2 separate regions of the Homo sapiens genome follow, and region 2 is linked to region 1. Evidence: chromatin contacts called from ENCODE Hi-C or POLR2A ChIA-PET data. All regions are on one chromosome and are shown on one strand. The core of a region is the stretch at or near the end of the contact, and the rest is flanking DNA. Distances in the headings are between cores, read along the strand shown.

Region 1 (3,637 bases), core at 1,061-3,560:
AATTAATACAATTTACATCATAAAGCACTGAATATCTTTATCTTGCTATTATGAAATGCCCTCTTTAAAAAAAAGTTGAAACTCTACTCAACAGGGAAATGAGTACTAAGGACAGTATATAAAAACCCATGTACAAGAGAGGTGGTTAGGGTCACTTGCATTTTTACACACCATCGACTCAGGTCTCTAAAAAGGGAAGCAATACACTCATCCTCTACCACACAGTTTTGTCATTCTTTATCATCTGCAAGGCTATTTGCATGCAGCAACAGGATTTTAAAGCTGTTTTTCTGTTATATAAACATGCTGCAAAAAACAAACACCAAAACCTGAAACATTATCTCTTTCCCCTCTTTTCTCCCTCTCCATCTCTCCCTTCTCTCTCTCACTTAACATCATAGAGAACAACAGTTCTGGAACCCTGTGAACTCGCATACAGGTAGGACTCCCACATAATGTTTATTCAATCCAAATTCTGAGTGTGTAAGAGGGGCAGAAAATCAACCCCACAGTTGAGTACCCAAGGATTCATGTTCATTGCCTTTGTCAATTTTATGCTATCAGTGAAAGGAATAAAGATGAGATCCTTACAGCTTGAATTTTCATTTCCTATGACACGTGCTTTTTCTTCATGCTTTATCACACTCCACTACTTAGTTTCCACCCCTTCATAATTGATATCGGCCATTTGAAGCATTCAGTAAAAACCCCACGAGGTTCATCGAATGTCCCCCAGTCTATAATTCTTGCTTTTAACATTCAGAAGCAAATTCATCTGAGTGTTTTCCACTTCCCCTCCATGGTTTTCTCTATGCACAGGGATGAGTGTAATGACAGTTGTATTAATTATATGCTGAAAAACCCACATAGCAGCAAAAATGATGGAGATCATCATTTTAAATATTTTATTAAAATAACCCAGTGTAGAACAGATAATGTAGACCCTCTTGATAATGAGAGGTTCATTAATTTTACAAGAATTCTAGAAAGCTTAGAATGGTCATCAAAATCATCTCTTTCATTTATTTGTTTTTAAGAAAGGGAAAACCTTCAGTTGCTGCTTTAGAGAACAAGGGTCTAATAAAATTTTCTAAGGTATTTTTAAATAATTACTTATCCTTCCAGGAAAAGCTTTGAAAAGGTAGCTTGAAACAGAGATGATTTAGGTTTCATAGTATTACTTGAAATGCCTGTAAATTTTCATCTTCTGTGACCCATTAAAATTTGGTTTCATTGACATATAGTAACCTTTGATAAATAAAATTGATATTTCTCATAAACAAACAAGCAGTACATTAAAATCCTTTGATTATTGACAGCAAGAACAACACAATCTTGCCTACCAAGTGTGTCTCCAGATACAGTTTAAGGTCATCCATCTCTGCTTTAGGGGGAGTCCAATTTTCTGTAGTTTCCATGGCTTCATTTAACCATTGAATGAATTCATCCAGTTTGTTTACAAACCCCTTGTGAAAGGAAAGAAAAGGGGAAAAAAAGGGGCAAGAAAGGCATGTTAGTTGGTTATTCTGTAAAAAGCCAATATTAAAAGTTCCAAATTTTATCCATGATCAAATCGATCCCACCGCACTCCTATCCTAGTTTCATCTTTGCTGTAATGGAATTTCCACTATTCCTGGACCTGAACTCTTACCAAAATGGGAAAGAAACTGTCAATGCTTCCCTCTCAGTTTTTCTCTAGAATCACTTTTCTGAGGAATTTGGATTGGATTGTGGGGTGTCACTGTATGGGTGACCTCAAAACATCAAAACATTTCTGGTGTCTGACAAGCATCCCCCTGCCAAAAAATCAGGTCAGGTCTGCTAGGAACACTCGTTGGCTTTGGGGGATTGCCAAATCCTTTACAGGGATTGGCATTCCTGTAAAGATGTTGTTCTTCACCCAGAAGCCTGTGGAGTTTAGTTGCCATAGCTGAACTAGAAATATATTTCAAAATTACATAAGTATTTACAGGTCCTTGGACGAGTTCTGTCCACAGCCCAAATGTCTGTGTCTGAGCCTGTGTGCTACAAAGGAAGGAAGCGTAGAAAGTGGGACCAATGAACAAACATAAATACTTGACTTCGGGTATGTACAGACATAAAGATATATTCTTGGCTAGGAAGCACAAATCACAATAACCTTGCAATTTTTCAAATAGTGGTTATAAAATTTTATTGGCCATTTAGAAGTATACATCTGTAGAAACAGAAAATATTTTGAAAATATGAAAGCCCAACTGCAAACCTAAGTGAAAGAAATGGGGCTGGGCTCCTGCTTTCCGTGTCTGGGTAAACAGCACCACCTGGAGGTCATAAGGAGCAAGGGCAGGCTTCCACACATAACTAGGAATGGGTTGAGATGCCGTTTCCCTATTAAACTTAACCCATTCTTCAGATGTGCCTTTCAAATAATCTTGATTAATATTTTTAATGCTTAACTGAGGATGTCCTGACACTGAAGTGGAAAGAGGTAAAAGTAAATATTTTTTATAATGTTTATCACAAGCTAGGTTTTGCCATTAGGGTTTTTCCTAGATAATATTTTAAGATTCATAAACCTTTAATTCAAGCAATTAGATTACCTCAAAAAAAATCATGAGAAAAAGAGAAAATGGAATTGTGGAGAGTGGTAAGTAAAAAAACAAATAACACTCAGGAACACAAATTGTTTATTAGAGGGGGACAAAGCAGAGATGTGGGCACAGAGTCCCATAGAGTCAGATCATACCATACTGCCATGCTCTGGTGTGTTGCCAACCTGTTTAGATAGAGCTCAGTCTATCATCCCACATAGTGGTACATCATATGGTTTCCCATATTCATACATGTTTCCAAAAGCTTTTCCTATTGAAAATCTCTCTATTGTACCAAGTCTCCAAGGAGAGTCACACCCAGGGATACATATCACAACCAGATTTCACAAATGCAAGATTTCTCATTTATATTCTTTCAAAAATCTATCCCAATTGGTTAGATTTGATAAAACTAATGAGAAATATCATCTTAGAGACATCATAATCACAAACTGAGACCTACACAATTGCAATTGGCTGAGCTGGGAACTATATGGTAGTTTAACATTCCTCCAGTCCTAGACTCCAACCCTAAACTGATTGACAACATCATTGAGGTTTCTGTTGGTCATCACTCAGAAGATTTTCTTCCAGGTGAGGTGAAAATATGTCCAACAGAGAAGGTTTCAGAAATTTCATACAATGTATTCCCTTACTAAGTGAATTTTCTGGTGATCTACCAAACTCAGCCTTTTTTTCTAATTTTCTCATATTGCAACTCTTTCCAAATGCCAAGAATCCATGCAAGATCATTCATTTTGCCCCTTCTCCTATCTTCAGGGTATCAGTTTGTCTGTTCTTTCGCCTTTCCTGCATTTGCATAAATTTGAGAGTTGCTTTGCTTTTCATTTCCTCCCAAATACTTGACTCTTTTAATATCGAAGTTACACTTACTCAAGCTCAGTCTTCTCAGTAGAGTGTCCCATGTGTTCAAAATGTTATTTCCTAAACTCCTTTATCTGGTAGACTACCTAGGGATCAGAATATTTCACAGGTTCATATCTGACTTGATGTTTACCATAGATCCCTTCAGATGTGTACAGTAAATCTGTGAGCAGAAATAA
Region 2 (3,840 bases), core at 527-3,026, 130 kb before region 1:
TCTGTAAGGAGGCAGATAGTAAATAGTTTAGGCATGCTGGCCACATGGTCACTGTTCATGCTACTCAACTCTACCATTGCGTAAAAGCAGATATAGATATTTCATAAATGAATGTGCCTGGCAGTGTTCCAACAAAACTTTCTTTTAAAAATGAGTGGTAGGCTGCATGTGACCTGCAGGTCATAGTTGTCAGCCCCGATTCTGTTTTATCTTTTGAGCACATACTATTTACCAAGGACCAGGTGAAGCCCCTATATACATTACTTCATAGAATCCTAACAACAATCTTTCAAGGTAGGTGTTATTATCCCTACTTCCTACGTTTAACAACGGAAGCCTAAAATGTTTCAATGATCTGGAGGAAAAGGCACTAAGCCTCATTCATTAGAAACGCTTTGTGTAGCGCCATGGCTGTTTTTTTTCGTCTGTGATTGCGCACCCTTGTTCTCAACCTCCCTCCCATTTATCTTGCAGAGGCTGCTTTCGGTTTCCCTCAGTAGTGACTCTGCTCCTGTTTCTCCACCTCATGTTCCCTTGAAATGTTGTGTGTCTCTTAACATCTTTTTCTCCATCACTTCTTTTATGTTTAAAAACTTTATGTCAGTTTTCATAACAACAGATGTAAGCAAGCATGAAAAAGAGACAAAAGCAATGTATTAAAAATAGATAGCCACATATACAACAATAAGCCAAGGAAACTGTCATATTGTGTATGCTCCAAATGGAATGTGAGCCAAAAACACAATGCTCACTCCGACATAAATAATATATTACGCATCCACTGGGAGAAGAAGTAGCTCTGTCCCTAAATGGAAGAGGTTTTTTTTTTTTTTTGGGTCCATTTTTTATGTCATGTTCTTTTTCTTTTTAAATTTTTTTAAAGGCATATACTGTAAGTCATACCATCTCAGAAAAGCTACAGTCGTCTTCCAAACCATCCATGAACTATTTTATTAACTGTTAATAAGAGATAGTTGAAAAACCTGATGGAGAAATCCATGGAGCTTGTTAAAGCCTCTCAGATATATGGATTTACCAGCAGTCTTTCAATATTAGCATATTTTCTGCTACAAAAGAGGATGGAAGTGGTTTCAGTTAGATGGAGTGTAGACAAAACTGAAATAAATGACTTAAAAAAATTTTTTTCACCAACCAGTTTTGAGCACCAAAAAATTTTCTAACTTGAAACTGCAAAAGCTTGAGAAATGTGACTATACAGAAAACAGAAGAGCTAGTTACAGAGCATGGATTCTGGCTGATTTGACAATTAATACCACCAACAGAGAGGATTTACACTAGAAATAAGAAGACTTTCAGGAAAGGGAGAGTTAAACATTTTAATGGAAGGCTGTGGAATTCCCTCTGGAAAGATCTTTAATGGAGGACAAATTCTCTCCTATATGGAATGGATAAAAACAATCCTTGAAAGAGAAGGAATGAAATGAAGGTCTTTTCAAGGTACTTGCAGTCCTGGAACACCACTGAAATTCTCACTTTCCATGGAACTAAATAACTGTACAAAATCTCTTAGAGATCAACTTTGGAATATTCAGGAGAAGAATCATTAAGTAGGTGATTCAAATCAGAAAGTATTTACTGAGTGCCAAATATTACCTAGCACTGGGGAGATGTCCACCCCACCAGGGTATAGTTCTGAGCAGCAGTGTGGACAGCAGACGGGGAACACAATTATTCACTTCAGATTAAAAAAAAAAATCGTTGTGCTCCAATGCTCCAATCAGCTTTCTGGAACTATTTCCTGAACTTGGTGAGCTCAAAACTCCCACAAGAGCTGGCTGTCACATGAGATTTCTGGCATTACTCATGGTATCCCTGGATCTTTTTGTAAACAGAAAAGGCTTCTGACAGTGTTTCCATACTTTATTTCTTTTTCTAACCCAAACTTGGACGGATGGAGCCTAGTGAAACTATCATCAAAACTTGGATTATAAGATGCTAGCCAAATTTGAATTCTTTTGCGGTATTTCCAAGTTACAGAAAATATTTCAATTAGCTTAACCCTAGAGACTCATTTATACTTAAGTTAACATGAGGATTTTGGCTCCTGGTTTATAAGACATTACTTCACAGAATGGGTCTTTAGTACCACCAGGCAGATGAGAGTGAGGAAGAGGAGGGAAAAATCATACAGACAGGAATGTTTATCATGCATATTTTCAAACTGCAGCATGTCAGCTGAGGAAAGCTAAGGAGGAAGGACAAAGTTCAGTGGGAAAACAGTAAACCCAAAAGGATGTCAAGGTGGACACAAAGAGGGCCAAGAAGTGAAGTGATTACAAATCTGTCAGATGCTAATTTGAAATGATGCATCTTGTAACATTTTCTTAATTGTTTAAAATCATTAAAGTTCACAATTAATCACTAAGTAAAAAAAAATGACTAATGGCCATATATGATTATTTCTTAAAATTATGAATAGTATAATACTTTTTAAAAATGAAAATGTGGGAGAAAGTTTCAAAAGTGTTTCAGCCCTCTCCTGGTATTAGAGCAGTGACATTTAATTTTTAAATTTCCATATTCTGAATTAGCTAGCTACGGCTTTGGGAAGATAAGTCACTCTTTTACTCTCTCTCTTTCTCTCTCTTGCTCATTCTCTCTCTCTCTCTTTCTCTCACATGTGCACATGTCTCTCCCTCTCATCATAAACTTGGACTAAAGAGCCAGCCCAAGTCTAAGTCCCTTCTTGTTTTCCTCACTCCCTTACTGACGACATTTTCGGAAGCACACACTCATCTGAAGTCGTATCTAATTTTCTGCAATGAATATGTCAATAAACTCTCCTGCCAACTATGGTACAAGTACAAATTGTGCTTCTATACCTACCATTTCTAATTACTGTTGATATTCACCTACATCTATTGTCTGATTTTTAGGTTTCACATTTGCACAGCACATGTTACCTTCACATGTATAAATAATCATACCCGTATGTATCTAAATATTCAAGAATACACCAGAGAATACTATGGTTTGAGAGGCTGGAGACTAGCCATAGAATTATGGTGATTAGTTGTGGATTTCTGTACCATTTATGTCTCAGACATGGGTGTCTTTGTCCTTCCCTTCCTCTCTGCCTTATTCTTTCCCTACTACTTTCTCTTTCTCCCTGATATCAACCTGGCCAAGCCTGAGTACTCTTGGTATTAGGAACTGTCTTTACTGCACTTTGGTTTTGCCAGGAGAGAAATTTTTGTTTTATATATAAAAGAACATAAAGTTTTACATTCAATTATCACAGCATAAAAATAGACTGTTTTGTTGAAAAAGTAATGAATTGATAGCATAGTTCTGATTAATAGAGTTTAATTAACTATTGAATAAGCCTTGTTGAAAATATGTGTTTCAACATATATTTATTGAGTTTCTATTATGTGCCAGGCACTGTGCTTGGCACTGGAGATACATTAATAAATAATCAATAAATAACACGAATCCTCCACGTGGAGTGTGAAGTCTAACAAAAAATATAATCAATCATTCTCAAATTTGGCCTACTAAGTCCATATTTATGATCATTATTTTAAAATATGCATTTAACTAATAAACAAGTATTCACAGCTGAATAATCCCCAAGAAGAACTTTCACAGGGAGGCACTTTTGAGTACTAAAAGGGATAATACTGTTGTAATGAAGGTTGTAAAATCCAGTATGCCAAGATTTGTAACATGGAAATGTGCTCCAGACTGAAACTTGGCATATATGAAGGAATTTTGTACAGTTATTTATATATGCATGATTTAAATGTCTTGGGACTATAGCATATCTGATTCAAGGAATCTGGTTTCATTCAAATTCAATCTTGGTGAAAGATTTTT

Evidence for each region. Hi-C counts contacts between places; a loop is a spot of excess contacts on that map. ChIA-PET counts read pairs that join two places held with the same protein, here RNA polymerase II (POLR2A). Pooled maps may share reads with other maps.
Region 2: a map of Caco-2 shows a loop between it and region 1 (9-fold over the local background). The contact joins two enhancer-like sites. A Hi-C loop is called at or near these places in 26 of 168 maps with a recorded cell type or tissue (A673, Caco-2, GM12878 and 20 more), 25 of 37 single-sample maps with no recorded cell type and 26 of 50 pooled maps. POLR2A ChIA-PET finds 5 or more read pairs at or near these places in 1 of 52 experiments (GM12878).

Annotation. Positions count from the first base shown.
Region 1 is chr14:32,574,949-32,578,585 of GRCh38, reverse strand. AKAP6 (A-kinase anchoring protein 6) reads right to left here. Exons shown (of 14, transcript NM_004274.5): 5 at 1,344-1,466. Among named protein-coding and RNA genes, the nearest start is that of AKAP6, 250 kb to the right of the region's middle. Within about 2 kb of position 2,310, at least 2 of the 41 ENCODE cell types and tissues checked have a DNase peak (open chromatin) inside an H3K27ac peak, as active enhancers do.
Region 2 is chr14:32,707,192-32,711,031 of GRCh38, reverse strand. All of the region lies in intron 9 of AKAP6 (A-kinase anchoring protein 6), which reads right to left. Among named protein-coding and RNA genes, the nearest start is that of NPAS3, 230 kb to the left of the region's middle. Within about 2 kb of position 1,776, at least 7 of the 41 ENCODE cell types and tissues checked have a DNase peak (open chromatin) inside an H3K27ac peak, as active enhancers do.